Regions from separate parts of the Homo sapiens genome. Here region 1 is linked to region 2. The links are chromatin loops, found by intact Hi-C in ENCODE. Cell type or tissue: dorsolateral prefrontal cortex. All regions are shown on one strand.

The links. Peaks named below come from ENCODE experiments on the same cell type or tissue, not always from the same donor. Only the 100,000 strongest peaks of a DNase experiment are listed, where the experiment ranks them.
Region 1: a loop joins it to region 2, with 5 times the contacts of the local background. A loop is called at or near these places in 51 of 110 quality-filtered maps.

What each region holds. Positions count from the first base shown.
Region 1 is chr6:56,565,989-56,573,988 of GRCh38, forward strand. DST (dystonin) reads right to left here. Exons shown (of 104, transcript NM_001374736.1): 51 at 7,691-7,899; 52 at 6,759-7,076; 53 at 6,112-6,278; 54 at 3,868-4,024; 55 at 2,481-2,607. Among named protein-coding and RNA genes, the nearest start is that of DST-AS1, 270 kb to the right of the region's middle. In dorsolateral prefrontal cortex, CTCF peaks have their summits at 4,958 (motif pointing left) and 5,161; no DNase peak of the experiment used is centred here; H3K27ac peaks cover 1,992 bases.
Region 2 is chr6:56,356,002-56,364,001 of GRCh38, forward strand. It overlaps a transcript of COL21A1 not described here. Among named protein-coding and RNA genes, the nearest start is that of COL21A1, 110 kb to the left of the region's middle. In dorsolateral prefrontal cortex, CTCF peaks have their summits at 3,415 (motif pointing right) and 3,630; a DNase peak (open chromatin) is centred at 3,410; H3K4me3 peaks cover 389 bases; H3K27ac peaks cover 930 bases.

The sequences.
Region 1 (8,000 bases), 210 kb after region 2:
ACACTGTGAGGGGAAAACCACCTACTCAAGCCTCAGTAATGGTGGACACCCCTCCCCTCACCAAGCTCAAGCATCCCAGGTCGACTGCAGACTGCTGTGCTGGCAGTGAGAATTTCAAGCCAGTGGATCCTAGCTTGCTGGGCTCCGTAGGGGTTGGATCTGCTGAGCTAGACCACTTAGCTCCATGGCTTCAGCCCCCTTTCCAGGGGAGTGAATGGTTCTGTCTCACTGGTGTTCCAGGTGCCACTGCAGTATAGAAAAAAAAACTCCTGCAGCTAGCTTGGTGTCCGCCCAAATGGCCACCCAGTTTTGTGCTTGAAACCCAGAGCCCTGGTGGTGCAGGCACCCGAGGGAATCTCCTGGTCTGTGAGTTGCGAAGACCATAGGAAAAGTGTAGTATCTGGGCCAGAATGCACCATTCCTCATGGCACAGTCCCTCACAGCTTCCCTTGGCTAGGCAGGGAAGTTTTCCGACCCCTTGTGCTTCCGAGGTGAGGCAACACCCCACCCTGCTTCTGCTCGCCCTCCGTGGGCTGCACCCACTGTCTAACCAGTCCCAATGAGATGAGCTGGGTACCTCAGTTGGAAATGCAGAAATCACCCGCCTTCTGCATTGATTTCACTGGGAGCTGCAGACTGGAGCTGTTCCTATTCAGCCATCTTGCCAGCCACCTCTCACTTTACTGTTAAAATTATCTTAATGATAAAGGTCCTGAAGCTCAGAAGGTGCTCAGTATATAAGTGTGTTGAACAATGCATACATGACTGACAAAAGAGCATCTGCCTTACTTAAAGATTGAAAATTGTCTGGTGCAGTTACATGGTGTTATCATGGGCTTAATGGAGGCAGAATAATTTTTTTAAATACATAAAAAAGAAGTTGAAAGTGAAAAAGAAAATAAATCGATTATTAAACTCATATTACGTCAACACTAAGAGAGAGCATGGTGGTTAGGAGTACCTAGGTCTTGCTGTATAACTTACCTAAATTTAAGCCCCAGCCTCACTAATTACTAGCCAGGTGACTGGACAAATCAATCAGCCAAACTGATGGGAATAATAATACCTAACTGTGGGAACCAAACACCACTGTGGGAACCAAAGGTCCATTGCTTAGCAAGTAGAAACTAGTCAGTAAGCAGTAAACTAACAGTTCACTTTTATTACATAACAATCTAGCATTGGTACTTTTTCATAATCAGAATATTAAAATATCAGTTAGACTTTCTCATACTAGTATCTATCGGCTATGTATCCAAAACACAAAGACATTTCTCAGATCAAAAACATAATAACAAGTCTAAACAGAAACATTAAAATATCTGAATCTTAACTTTGTCCCTTTAAAAAAAATTAAACATGATGGGATTTCAGATGGAAGTGAAAATATCCTGTAGATGCTCACTACTAATTCCTACCATGCTTGGTAGTTACCAAGAGTAAAAAAAAAAAAAAAAAAATCCCAAAGCAACAGCAACAACAACAAAAAAAACACTTGATATTTATGGCAAATATAAAGGGGACATGAAGAGCTAAAATAAATAAAGCACAGTAGAATTCCTCTTCTTAAAAAAAAAACAACAAAACTTCACACTTCAGGAAATCTGATTAGAAGAAAAAGGAGAAATCATCACACCATTATAATATGGGTAGTCCCTGAAATAGGATTAATAGAGTGGAATAAATGGTTGGCTGAGAAGGGCCCAGCTGGAACATCAGTATCACAATAGGGACAGCTGGGGGCTGGTCAGACTAGATACCCCACAGAGGATACTCAGAACTCTCAGAAAAAAGATATCAGAGCTGCCTTCTGCCCATTATTTTTTTAAAAAAACTTGTTACTGTATGTTTCAAACTAAAAACTATACCCATAACTTGCTTAAATTAATTTTAGAATCAATATTTACACATGAATCTCCCATTTTATTGAGAAAGGTGGCTCAACCATGACTTAGATTGCGATACAGATATGCCGGCTCACATACTGCATAATTGTTTTCTTTGGGAATGATGTACAGAATAAAATACGCAGGAATAAAATAACAGAGTGCCCACGCTATAGAAAAGGGCCTATTTCCTTCCCTCACTTCTTTCCCAGCTGCCCAGACTCATTTCTTTATCAAATATTATAATTAAATATTTTAAATAGAATTTCAATATCTCCATTTAATTAAGGTAAAAAGCAAACAAATTTGAATATGATCTGTTCCCTTCCCCAATATAACATTCCTTATTCTTACATATTAATTTAGCTACATTTTAAATACAGTCTAATAAAATAAAACATAAGAAGGATTTGAAATTTGATTAGTACAGATACATTCCCAGCACAGTGTGCTTACAGATGCCATGTTTCTTGTCACTTTCACTTTGTATTTCTGAGGTTATTTTATGCATTAATTTAAAAAATAACATACACAAAATTGACATGAGTAAACCTGATTCTTAGTTTTTGCCATAAATGTAAATAAAGCTCATACCTGATTTAACTGCTGCTATTGCCTTTGCAGGGGTGGTCACAGCACTTATTAAGTTACATAGTGAGATCCCACTGTTGTTTACTTTCTGAATCTCTGGTGTTTTTAAACTCCACTTTTCTTGTAATTTCTTGAGATATAAAAACACATTATTTTTCCATCTTAATATTTTCAGAGTTGCACATTATAATTCAGTTTCTTAAACATATCTTAAAGTAGTAATAATTGTAGACCCTGATTTGTGAGGGAGTCGATGAAAGAAAAAGGCACCTATTTGTTCCCACAGCCCAGGTGACTGTTATCTCAGTTAACGGTTGGGTATGTATGGCCCATTCTGCCTTCAAAGGTTTCAGAAGTGGCAAGTAAAATCCTAGCCAAAGTGGGAGTCAGGCTATTCCTGGCTGCTATGGGTTCCAAAATAACTGTCAACTGTAAGTCTGTAAAACTGTACTAGGTAAGAGACCAGTCACAAATAAAAGGTACTAGGAACAATAAAAATAAATAGGAATTCAGAACTTCATTTTACAGCATATTTTAATCCTAAAAATTTCAATTACTTTTAAAAACACACACACGGTCGGGCGAGGTGGCTCACACCTGTAATCCTAGCACTTTGGAAGGCCAAGGCAGGTGGATCATGAGGTCAGGAGATCGAGACCATCCTGGCTAACATGATGAAACCCTGTCTCTACTAAAAAAAATACAAAAAATTAGCTGGGCGTGGTGGCAGCCACCTGTAGTCCCAGCTACTAGGGAGGCTGAGGCAGGAGAATGGCGTGAACCCAGGAGGCAGAGCTTGCAGTGAGCCAAGATCACACCACTGCACTCCAGCCTGGGCAAAAGAGCAAGACTCTGTCTCGAAAAAAAAAAAAAACAAAAACACACACACACATCCACAAATTTGGAATGGGGGAAAAAAAATGCCATATTGGTCAAGGCATAAGCCTTGAGTCAGAAGACAAAAGACTTGTGCACTATTTATGCAGGAGATTCAAATAACTTCTCTTTCCAAATACTCTTTATAGTAATATATACAAGCTAGAGTAAAATGCTGAGTGAAGAGGATGTTTTGCTTAATATTATGAGAAGTGGTATAAAAAATTACTGAAACTAAGTAGAGATTTGGTAGGAAAGGAAACTTGATTACTAGAATAGTCAGCAACTCATTAATTCACCTTTTTTTAAAAAAGCAAATCCACTGAAAATTTATGTCCTTTTCCAAAAGAATTAGTTAAGCCCCATGCCATGATTTCCAAAGGTCAACAAAATATACAGTACATATATGAGGATAAAACTTAGATGATATTAGATCAAAGAAAACTACCATTAGTCTTTTAATCTTTCATTATTGACACAAATGGAAATTTAGTATTAGATAACAATGATTCACCTTAGTGTCTTCCAAAGATTTTCCTAAATCCTCTGCACCAAAAGAAGGCTGTACAATGGGAACTTTTTTTGTTGTTTCTTTTATCCATGACTTCAATGATTTAACAAGAACTTGGAAAGCATCCAACTGTTCTTGACAAGAAGTTACAGCTTCTTTTCTACATAACAAAAATCATACAAGAATTTAAGTCACAGAAAGAAGAATAAATAAATTATTATTCTCATGTCACACAATGTTAAGAAACCATCTTCCATGTACTCTAACCCTTTGATACAGGAGGAAAGGTTTCATAGGTGACAACTGAAATCAGCTAAATCAGTAGTCCCCAGCCTTTCAGGTACCAGGGACCAGTTTCGTAGAAGATAATTTTTTCCACAGGCCAGGGAGGGGGGATGGTTTTGGGATGATTAAATGCATTACATTTATTGTGTGCTTTATTTCTATTATATTTACATTGTAATATATATTAAAATAATTATGCAACTCGCCATAATGTAGAATCAATGGGAGCCTGAGCTTGTTTTCCTGAAACTAGGCAGTCCCATCTGGGGGTGATGGGAGATGGTGGCAGATCATCAGGCATTAGATTCTCATAAGGAGCATGCACCCTAGATCCCTTGCATGCAGTTCACAATAGGGTTCCTGGTCCTATGAGAATCTAATGCCTCTGACGATCTGACAGGAGGCAGAGCTCAGGCAGCAATGTGAGAGATGGAGAGCAGCTGTAAATACAGATGAAGCTTTGCTGCCACCACTCACCTCCTACTGTGCAGCCCAGTTCATAATAGGCCATAGACCAGTAGATACCTCAGGGGTTAGGGGACCCCTGAGCTAAATAACTGTTGGTCTATTTTTCAGGCAAGGTTCATTGATAAAGATAGGAGTATTCAAGAAATCTGTAGCCCATATGTAATGGCACTCTCTATAATGCTACATAAACTCTAAGAATACACAAACAGTTTGAACATTATTTACATTCAATGAGCTTTGATCTGTCCCCTTTATGTGATGCTGAATGCCGGCAGGCACAGAACCAGAAGGGAAAGGTTGACAATCACTGACATGAGGAAAACATAATGCCACCTACTGGTTTCTACACTATACTACAGTCACGTTTATGGATGGATAAACTGCTGCAGGTAGTCCAGATTCAAGTCTCCCAAAATGAGTTGAAACCTAGTGACTAGAGAATTTTCATGTGTGCCTCCCCTACAGAGACTCAGGAAACTCCCTGGTGAACTGTATGGGTCGTTCTGTATGCTCTGCACCACGGAGGCAGTGCACATGCCCAGCACATGAACAACTGTGAGGACAGTTACATCTGGCATGTGGATGACACGTACATATATGCAAGCGTGCAGAATACTGGCAGATAAGAATGCACTGCAGCTGGACTAATACTGATAACTACATTATTTTAAAGTTGGACCCATTTGAAAGAAGAAACAACCTAGAGATCACCTAAGAAAACCAAGAACATTTCTTCTACGCAATGTGAATTAAATACCATATGACAGGATGGAACATATAGCTCTGTGAGAAGTAAAGGCAGCACTCAAACATTTTAGGTAGAGAATTCTGAAGAAATAAAGAACAGTAGTTGGAAGAGAAATGACTTTTCTATGTTCTGAGGCTTTTCTACATAAACTTTAGCAAAATCCGATGTATATTCTAAACTAACGTGAGATCAGAAACACAAAAGCTCAATCACAAGGCCCTGTACAGCTTTTTAGCTCAACTTAGGTTCATTCACTTGTTTCTAATAGTGTTTTTTCACAGGTTCATATCTCATCTACTGCTCTTTAAAAAGTAAACTATTATATTAAAAAGGCCATATTGAAATTGCACATCGTTTCTGAGTTGAGCTCAGAAAGCAAAGAACCACGAGCTGTTGTTCAAGGTTATTTCTGCCTTTGCAAATAAAAATGTGATATTTGCCCTAGGCTTCAGAGACTACAGCAAGTTTAGATCATTTTCAGTAATATACCACCGCCATCGTTTTTCTTATGCAACATTTTCCACTTTTATGTAAGAAGTATTGAATTTTCCTTCTAAATGTTAAACCAAATAATGCAGTTAACTTTAATAGCAAAAAATGATCAAAATATAAAAACATCTATAAAGTAGCCCTATGCTTATTCTCAAGTTTTCAAAATTGTTTCAGTTATCTATATAAGTAAATACAAGTATCTCACTCTAATTAATATAAATAGAATAAAATATAATTTTTAAAGTGGTACTTACTTTTCTTTGATGGTATCCTCCATTTCCTTGAATTTCTTTGACAAATTATTTGTTTTTTCAAGGACCAAAGCCTTATCACTTGGTAAGCCATGGCTGGATATCTCCTTCAAGAGACTATGCAAAACTTCAAGATGTTTCTTGTGTTCTAAAAATTCAGAAGTTGATTCCTACAAAGCATTAAGATATTCAGTCAATATAAATGTTGCTAGATCTTCAAATGGCATTCCATCCAGAGGTCTGTGCGGGATCAGAATGGCTCTATTCATAATTTCACATAAGAATGAGTCTGCCTATGGCCAGTATTCTAAATATAATAAACATGCATATAGGCTATTTGAAAGGGAACACAGTAAACCTTATTTAATTTAAAATGCATTCTATATTTTGTCTCTTTGTGGCTTCTGGTACGTAAGATGATACTTATACTACCTATGATACATGTGATAAATGATATTTATTTCCAATCAATCAGCAAAGGCTTCAAGGAAAAGATAAGGTTTGAAATTCTTAAAGGAGTAAAACATAGATCTTTACTAATCTATAAGCAATTAAAATGATTGCCAATTATAATTCTGGCACTAAGTATATGAGTTTGCCCTAACTATTAATCTATCTGATTAGCCTCCTGAGTAGTAAGGGAGGCATACCTGCATATACTGAGACAATTCAGTAACATCTTTTCCTGGCACATCTACTTCAGTAAGAGCCTGAGTTTTTGTTTCTAAAAATGTCTGGAGCTTTTCTGAGAGGTTCTCAAACAGTTCTACTTTGGTTTTTAGCTCCTCCATTTTGGCAAGAGTTTCTTTGTGTTTATGACTTGCTTCTGAAAACCGAGCAGACAAGTCTTTCATTTTGGCTTGCAGTGAGGATGCAGTGGATGGATCTGTTGTTTCCATAAATTTCTTCACTTTTTCATTCATGGCATTTATACTGCTCTGACGACCTGCAATATCCTGTTCCAACATCTAAAATAAACCAAATATTGCATATCTTTTATTATGATGCTTATAAATAATGTGACAGAATTTTTTTAAATGACTATTCCTAACAACATAAGCTTGCACAACCTGTGCCTAGGAAGGTTAACAGTTGAAACTGAATGACAAGTTTGGTCTGTCCCTTGAGGAATGCCATCTTAAATCTCTCTGAGAGAGTGAAGAACAGCTGGCTAGTTGGTCGAAAGAGGCAGGAGGCTGCTGCTACTCAGCAACCCCTAGAATCTAATGGAGCCTGGGGATTAGCCATGGTCCTAATTCTTAAAAGACTAGACAAGACTGATCTGATTAACCTCATGTGCAGCTGGCTGAAACAATGATAAACAAGATAAGACTCAATGTATGCATAAGCCCTCTATAATGAATAATATTCAAGAAAAAGTACACAAAGTCCTTCCTACACTTCTTCACAGATAAACCATTTTACACACTTGATTTTGTGCAAGCATTACTTTCCACACTCATATTCAGTAAATGTCTCTTTTTTGTGTCCTTAAGTTTATCTTAAATCTAACTACACTTTGAGCTTATAAAACTGTTTTTTTAAAAAACTGAAAATGGGACTTTTTTTTAAAGTCACTTACAATGTTTTTACTGATAATATCCTGAAGAGCAGTAGAGTTTAAAGGCACTTGACCTTGTTCTTTCAGAGAACTTTCCACATTTCCCATCCAGTCCAGCATTTCATCCAAGCCATCCTGCACACTCAGTGAACGGGTCAAGGTTATCTGGAGTTTTTCATTTCGTTCATTAACAGACTTGGACAGATCCTCATATCTCCCAACAATGTCATCTACTCCAAACAGATCAGGAATATTAACCACAAAGTTCTCTTTGCCCTATCCCTTTTCAAAAACACATGAAGGTGAATCATACAATTTCCACACAAAAAAT
Region 2 (8,000 bases):
GACCTTGCTGAAGCTGGGTTTTTCAATATTTCCTGAGATTCTTTATTTTGCCTAAGCTAGTTCTAATTAAATTTCTGTCATTCATTTGTAACCAATGTAATGTATTCAAGCACAATGCCAGTTTCTAAGGACATAATAGAGACCAAGAACAGAATAATGAGTTCTGTGAAGGCAGTGAGCATAGGATGCCAGGCAGCTCATGGAAGAGGCACCCAAAAGGCTTTCCAGAAGAGATGCTATTTTGTAGGAGCTGAAGTACTATAAGGGGCTAGACTGAGATGTCTCAATCTCAGCACTATTGACATTTTGGGCCTGATCATTCCTGGTTGGGGGCGGGGACAGAGAGGCAGTGATTGTCCTGTGAACTGCGACATATTTAGCAACATCCTTGGCCTCTACCCACTATATGTCAGGGGTACTCACTCCCCTCTGCCCCCCAAAGAGACAAAAAGATATTACTTCTACCCAATGTCTTCACATTAAAAACAGAGGGCTGAGTTGCATGAAATGTGGCCAACATAAAATAATGACTGCCTTATGGAATAACAACATGATTTTCTCATAAAAGGTATCCTTTGTGGCCAGATGGTGACAACTTGCAGGCAGCTTAAATTCCTTAGGCAGTTCCTTGGCACACGCCTGGGAAAATTTGTTGACACATTCTTGTTTCGATAGGATGAATCTCTTAGCCACCATTTCCTGCTGTGAAGCACTTCTCTCTGAAGAAGCTTTTGGATCTTTGCTGAAAATAATTAAAATTTCTCCATGGAGGAGCCCTGCTGCCCAATTACAAAAATAACATCAAAAGTTCAGTCTCCACAATACTGAAGCAATCACAGCAGCTTCGATGATTTTGGTACAGGAGACAATGAAAAAAATGTTATGAAATGCATCTCTATTTGTTTTTCAGAAATCAAAACTAGAGGTCAGTTACATTTTATCAGTACTTTTACACATTCTTCAGTATTCTGTGCATTTTTTTTCTGGGCCCACTAAAGACAATATATATCATAAATTTACTTCTTTGTAAATAGGATACATACCTAATACCAGGTCCCATGAACTGAAACAATCACTCCTCATTTCTTCTAATTGCTTAGAAAGGACTAACTCAAAGCAACCATTCCTCTTGCAAAGTCTGTTCTCTGTATTCTTAAATCTTCCTTTAGTGCTATAGTTTCACTGAATAATCCGTAAATTAGAGAAAACAGTATCTACCTCACAAGGTTATAATGGAAATTAAAGAGTACCACATCATACTTCACTGATTCAAAAAATTATGTCTCCCCATGTCTGACATCTCCAAAATGGAAGTGTATCTTACAATCTACAGCATCTTACAATTGCCATCCGTAAGAGTGTAGCTGCATGTAGCTATCATCGCCTGTCCATGCACAAACTCGCTAACACTGGTAGCATGACTGGAACTCAACTTCCAGTGGAGGTGAAAGAAATACACAAGACACTACACAATGTGTGAAAGTACGCATAAAATGTAAGTGGGCTCTGATTGTGATTTCTGAAAAACAAATAAAGATGAATTCCATAACATTTTTCACCACATCCTGTACCAAAATCATCAAAGCTGCCATGATTGCTTCAGGATTGTGGAGATTGATCTGTTGATGTTATTTTTGTAATTGGGCAGCAGGGCTCTGCCACGGAGAAATTTTAATTATCTTCAGCAATGACAGAAAACAATAACAAAGTTCTCAGAACCATTTGAGAAAGGAGTTTGGGTCCTGGTTATTCTCTGGAAACCTTCTGCTGACACCTCAAGAATGCTTCACGGCATGCCAAGCCTTGCAGAAGAGGTATCAGTGGCATGGGAGATAATAGGCATCTTCTAAAAAATGCTGTGCTACCCACAGAAGACAATACTGGTAGTGAAACAAGAACCTCAACAATTCTGAGTCAGAGTGATTCAGTGAAGATAGACTGAATGCAAAAAACGTTTAGAAATACCTCAATTTCTTCGTACTTACCTTTTTATACATGCACAAGAGTGATATCTGATAAAAGAATCAATGTCTAGCTAAGCCTAATACAGCTCTTTCAATATATATACAATGACATTCTATGTGATATTAAATCATTTAGCAATATTTCAGTTGCACTTTTTTTCTAAGGGGTATATAAAATGATGATGTGTCACTTTTGATACGGTTTTAGGTTTCAGGGAATGCAATATAGAGAAGGCCAAGTGCAGTGGCTCACACCTAGTCCATTCTCAACGAGATGTAGATGTTCTTGCTGTTGTTGTTAGGACTTTTTAGTTGCCAAATCTGATTGAATCAAATCAAGCAACATTTGAAGATAATCTGAAATTTTAATATGTAAAAAAAAAACCCCAAACCAAGTTTGAGACAGACGATGTTATATTACAATTTGAACATAAATGTCCTCTCTAAACAATTGATTTCACGTCTGAATTTGAATCTTCAAACGATGATTGCAAAGTGTAATTTGATTTATATCTTCCCTTCTCCTCTTTCCCTAGATCTCTTGTCTACATGGTAAAATTCAACAGCCTAAGGAGGCAGAAAGAGAAAGAAAAATAGAAATTAAAACAACTCCAACCCACTGGTATACACAATCCATAATTCAATTCTGTATGTTTTTAAGCTTCTAGCAGTTTTGATTAAATCTTGCTGGAATTTAAATTGTATCAGAAGAAAAGTTTAGCATTAAAATATGGAATTCTACCAAACATGTCCCCAAGTCAGGAGAGATACTCAAAGAATATAAATTAAAGAAGAAAGAAAAAAGCCTAAAATCTCCAAATATTCTGGAAAAGTCACATTTATTAATATTTTAAATTGCATGAAAATGCACGTTATGGTCAAATGGATAAATAGAGCTATAGGAATATGTGTAGAAGTTTTGTCTTATCCAACAGTATAATGTGGTGTATTTTCCCTTCCCAATGGTTAAAAAAAAAATTCCATTCAACAGATGTTTGGTTAAAGCTTGGCAATTTTTCTATTTTATCAATGTCACATTTTCTATCTATAATATATTGAATAATTTTTCTCAAAACTTTCATAGAATTTAGTAAGTATTTAAACTGACTATAATTCACTTCTAAAATATAATTTCATTGTCTAAAAGTTATCATAAAATACATCAGATCATTCCACACCAAAATTACTCTGTGGAAGAATTTTTCTGATAATATTTTCTGAAAACAATTTCAAATATATGATAATTATATACTTATCCAGTAACCTTAACAAGAATGCTTCAAGTTAGACTGACACGGGATTACGATTTCCTGGAACTCTGCACCAGTCACTGGGCCCCGTGGGCTCTGTTTTGTCTCCTATAGTTTGGGGATTGGAACAGATTTCCAAGGCCCCTTCAAAATGAACTATGACTAAAACACCGTCTGTGTTGTTCAGATGATTACCCACCAGAGGGCACCAAAGCACCTCACAATACCTTTCTTCAACTCAGTTCCCTGAATCAGATCATGGAAGTAGGTGGGGGTTGGTTGGTTTGGGTTTTTTTCTGTTTATGTCCTGTAATTCGTTATTACATTAATAAAGTCACATTTCAAACCTGAAAATATGAGGCAATCGGACATCTGTTATTGATTATTCTAAAGGAGACATTTCTGAGCACATGCACAAATTTATCTTTACGAGTAATGTACCCATTTTTCAGTCATGCTTAAGATTGATATATTAATGGAGGATGGAAGATAAAGACTTCCAGTCTTGACCAAGTAGTGCATTAAATTAAACTCAGTGGTTTTGGCAGAGAGATCCTTTGCAAGATTGATGTTCTATTATGTGAGTCTGAAAAGCAAGACAAAGGAGAATTGCTGGAGTCTCTGAAGTCCTATCCGTGTCCTAGATCGAAGGAAATGAAACATATTCCTTAATCTAATTTGTGATCTTCCTTCTGCAAAGAGTCATTGCAAACTGTGGAATAATAAACTAGCAAGATATGATGTGCTCAAAACATCACTGAATAATCGTATTTGCACTGCAAATAATCACATAAATGAACATTTCTATTGACCTAAAAAGAATGACAGAGAGAGGTTTTGAAGCACTGATTCTTTTTCACAGGATTTTAAATCATTCTCCTGGAATTGGAAGTCCTTGAAGATACAATGGTGATGAGAAAGCAGAAGGCTTAGACTACTAAAAGTGACAGGGGAGTGGAGGGAGGGTCGTGTCACATCTACCACCGAATAGGTTGAGCACATAAAGAGAGTAAAGCCAGTTGCATTGTGCCATGGCATCTGTTCGACTTCACACTGATGTGATGTGGACCACTTTGAAGGTTACAATAGCAGAATTCAAAATTGCAAAGTCAGGGAGAACAGATGCTAGACTCAGGGATGTGCATGATACTGAGATTATTGCAAACCCGATGAAAGACATGAACAGGCCCTTTTATTAAATATGAGAAGAGTCTAAGCCATAATAAACACTGTGAACCTGAGGACTCAGAGTGATGATGTGGTGGCAAGAGTTAACAGAAATAGAAACCAAAATGGAAGGGGATGGAATAATGCAATAGCAACAGGTAAAAACGTTTTTGCAAAAAGTTGCCAGCATGAATTTAAAAAGGCATTGAAAAGATTTAAAACCAAAATCGTGTAGGTTGACAACACCAAATACATACGGTATCTTTCCAGGGCACCATCCCTAAAATAAGTGGAAATGTATCTAAATAACAGAAATATGATTCTATAAGTCTCAGGTAGAAAGGATGCTGGAATTATTATCAGCAACAACCCTCACCTTTTTTCTTATTTGTATTTTTAGATCTAAGAATATTGGATTTAAATATTAACCAAATAGGCTGGGCGCAGTGGCTCATGCCTGTAATCACAGCACTTTGGGAGGCCAAGGTGGGCAGATCACCTGAAGTCAGGAGTTCAAGACCAGTCTGGCCATCATGGGGAAACTCCGTCTCTACTAAAAATACGAAAATAAGCCAGGTTGTGGTGACGCGTGCCTGTAATCCCAGCTACTTAGGAGGCTGAGAATCGCTCAAACCTGGGAGGTGGAGGTTGCAGTGAGCCAAGATTGCGCCACTGCACTCCAGCCTTAGTGACAGAGCAAGACTCCGTCTCAATCAATCAATCAATCAATATTAACCAAATAAAGGGCATAAGACAGCAAGTCAGAGACTTTCGGGTTTTATGATTTGCTTGTTCTGTGGTTGGGAGAGGTAACTCAAGTTTGTTGACTCTCAGTTCTCTACACTGTAAAACGAGGATGAGACTAAACTACATCCTCAAAAGCAGAGCCAGTGGGATGTCCGTCTCCTGAGTTTCTTCCATGTCATGCTCCGTCTCATAAAAGAATAACCAGGGTATTCAGTGATCATGATTTTGTTTGCAGGTTGCACAACTATTTGCTTAATTTTATTTTTAATATTATAAACATTATTGGAAAACAAGCCTAAAGTTGGAAATAACCTAAATGCTCAGTGACAAAGGATTATTTTTCATCCTTATAATCCATTCAGTGGACTATCAGGTACCTGTTTGAAATGATGTAGAAGATTATCCAGTGGCTTAAGGAAAACACTTGGTTACTACAGGAAGATAAAGAAGCTCCAAATCAGAATAACTACAATTTTGGTTTTAAAAATAATGGCACCAAAATGGTAATAATAGGAAACTCTGGTTGGCAGAATTATTTTAAATTAGGAACGAAAGATCCAAGCATAAAAAAAAATCAAAAAGTCAAAGCAGTTATCTCTGTGGGGTTATGAGTGATGGCTGCGTATGTGCGTGTGCGTGTGTGTGTGTGGTGTGTGTGTGTGTGTTCTTTTCTACAACATAAACAACACAAAGGCAACCAATATCTCTTTAAGTAGCATTTCTACTGAAGCCTGTGTAAGGAAGCACAGCTCAAAGTGTCCATGGTTCATCCACAAGGATATCAAGCATTGTTTTCAAACAGACGTAACCTTTTCCTTTGGCTCTCTGGCTGTTTGGCCTTCCATCAGGAACAGTCACCTTCCTGGTCACTAAGAGGATATGAATCAGGTCTCCAGGTTAACTGAACACAATGAGCGCTTGCCCCTGGAAACCCTTGCCCAATCCACCCCCGACCCGTCCACCATCTCCTACTACCACAGGGGCACCCTGAAATTGCCAGATGACAAACCATTGACAAGTAGCAAGTTCAGCCAAGCTAGAGAGATACTAGCAGTATAGCAAGTGAAAAAAATTATATAAAGTATGATCTCATTTATTATATTTTAAATGTATAATCGTGTCTGAAGAAAACTCACTAAAATGTTAACCATGGTTATCTCTGTGTGGTGGGACTATGAGTGCCTTAAGTTTTCTTATTTTTGCTTAGCTCTATTTTCTAAATTTTCTACAATAAGTATGTATTATTTTTTAATTTTAAATAAAATAAGTAATTTTGCCAATTTGATCAAGCCAATAATTTGGGATCCCTGATTTATAAATAGACCAGTAGGTAAAGGACTCAATGGTTTAAAATATTGAGACTTTTACTAAATTTGTTCAAATACATTTTACTAAATTTACTCAAAGTAGCAGTGGCCCCATGTTTAAGAAACGCTGATTTTGGCTCTCCCTCTGACATCTCCTTCTCGGCCTTTCCTTCAAAGATATGCTCCTCCCCCAGTCCACTTACCATGAAGACACCTCTCTCTACTTTCCACACGGGCACAACCCCTCTCATTCCTGAATTCCTGCCAGCATTTATACACAGTCTGCCTGGATCAGCCCTCCCCACTCCCACCACCTCTACCACCTAGGCCCCTCTGTTAAGAACCTCAGCAGCCTTCTCTTGTTGCTGTGCAAGTCCCTAGCTGTTTGTGTGTTTGATCCCAGGTCCCGGGCCGGTGCGTATTTGAAAACTTTATTAATTCTTCCACTTGGCAGCAAACCCTACCCCCCACGCCCACATTGCCCCTTATATTTCCAGGGCTTATCACAATGATGCCTTTCTCCCACCTTCTTTGCAACATCTCTGCCCTGAATCTCCATCAGGGCCAGGCACTACCAAAAGCCAGAAGAGACAATCAGTAACTTCTTTGGGGCATTCTTCCTAGAAACATGAATGTTTGACATCTGTTATGCACAGCCTTCAAAATGAGTGTCCTACATATGTGCCCAAGAAATGGAGAGACAAATTGTCCTCTCTAAACTCATAAACGAATGCATGATTTTGGAGAGCAAAGCTCACTTCCTAGCCTTCTGGGAACCAGGCTTAGGCCTCGTTCTCCTAAGTGTCTCAGACAGCAGAAGCAGCAGGTCATATACACGTAATAAGTATCATGTGTATGGAGCTTTTTATTTGCAGTGATTGCACACTTATCGTCTATTTTAATCTGCACAGCCCTGTGAGGTATGTTTTCATATCTTCATTTTTCTGATCTGAAAACTGAGGCTTACAGAGGTTAAGTCACTCAGCAGAGGCCACACCACTAGGAAATGATAGAATGAGACTTGAATCCAGGTCTTTGGACTCATTTAGGTGGTCCTGTTGTGCCACAGATCACTGTGGGAGCCATTTTGAGGTCAGTCACCCTGTGGCATTACCAGGTGATTGTGTGTTTCAGAAGATTTGCTTCATCCAGAGATAAGTGAAGTTCCTAGGAGGGGCCATCAGGACTGAGAGGGAGGTATTGGGTAATATTTGTCCATTTAAACTCACCTTGGACATTTGGGGTGAGGAGATCTTATACTGAACAGGTCTGTCCTGTGTGTTTCAGGAAGCTTAGCATCACTGCTCTCTGCCTGATAAAATCTGACTGGACAACCCAAAATACCCCCCGACACATTCCCAAACAACCCCCAAGGGGACTGTGCCTTCCTTGGAAGAGAACTACTTCAGAAATCTGAGAACCTCTGATTTAAAAGCAAGAATGCCTATATTGCTAATAGGTGACAAGTCAGAACAAAAATTAGATCAATGGGCAGGTAATTACTGGGACAGACAGACCTGGACAAACTCAGAGTTTGCACTGGACAGCAAATTTGATGGCTGACA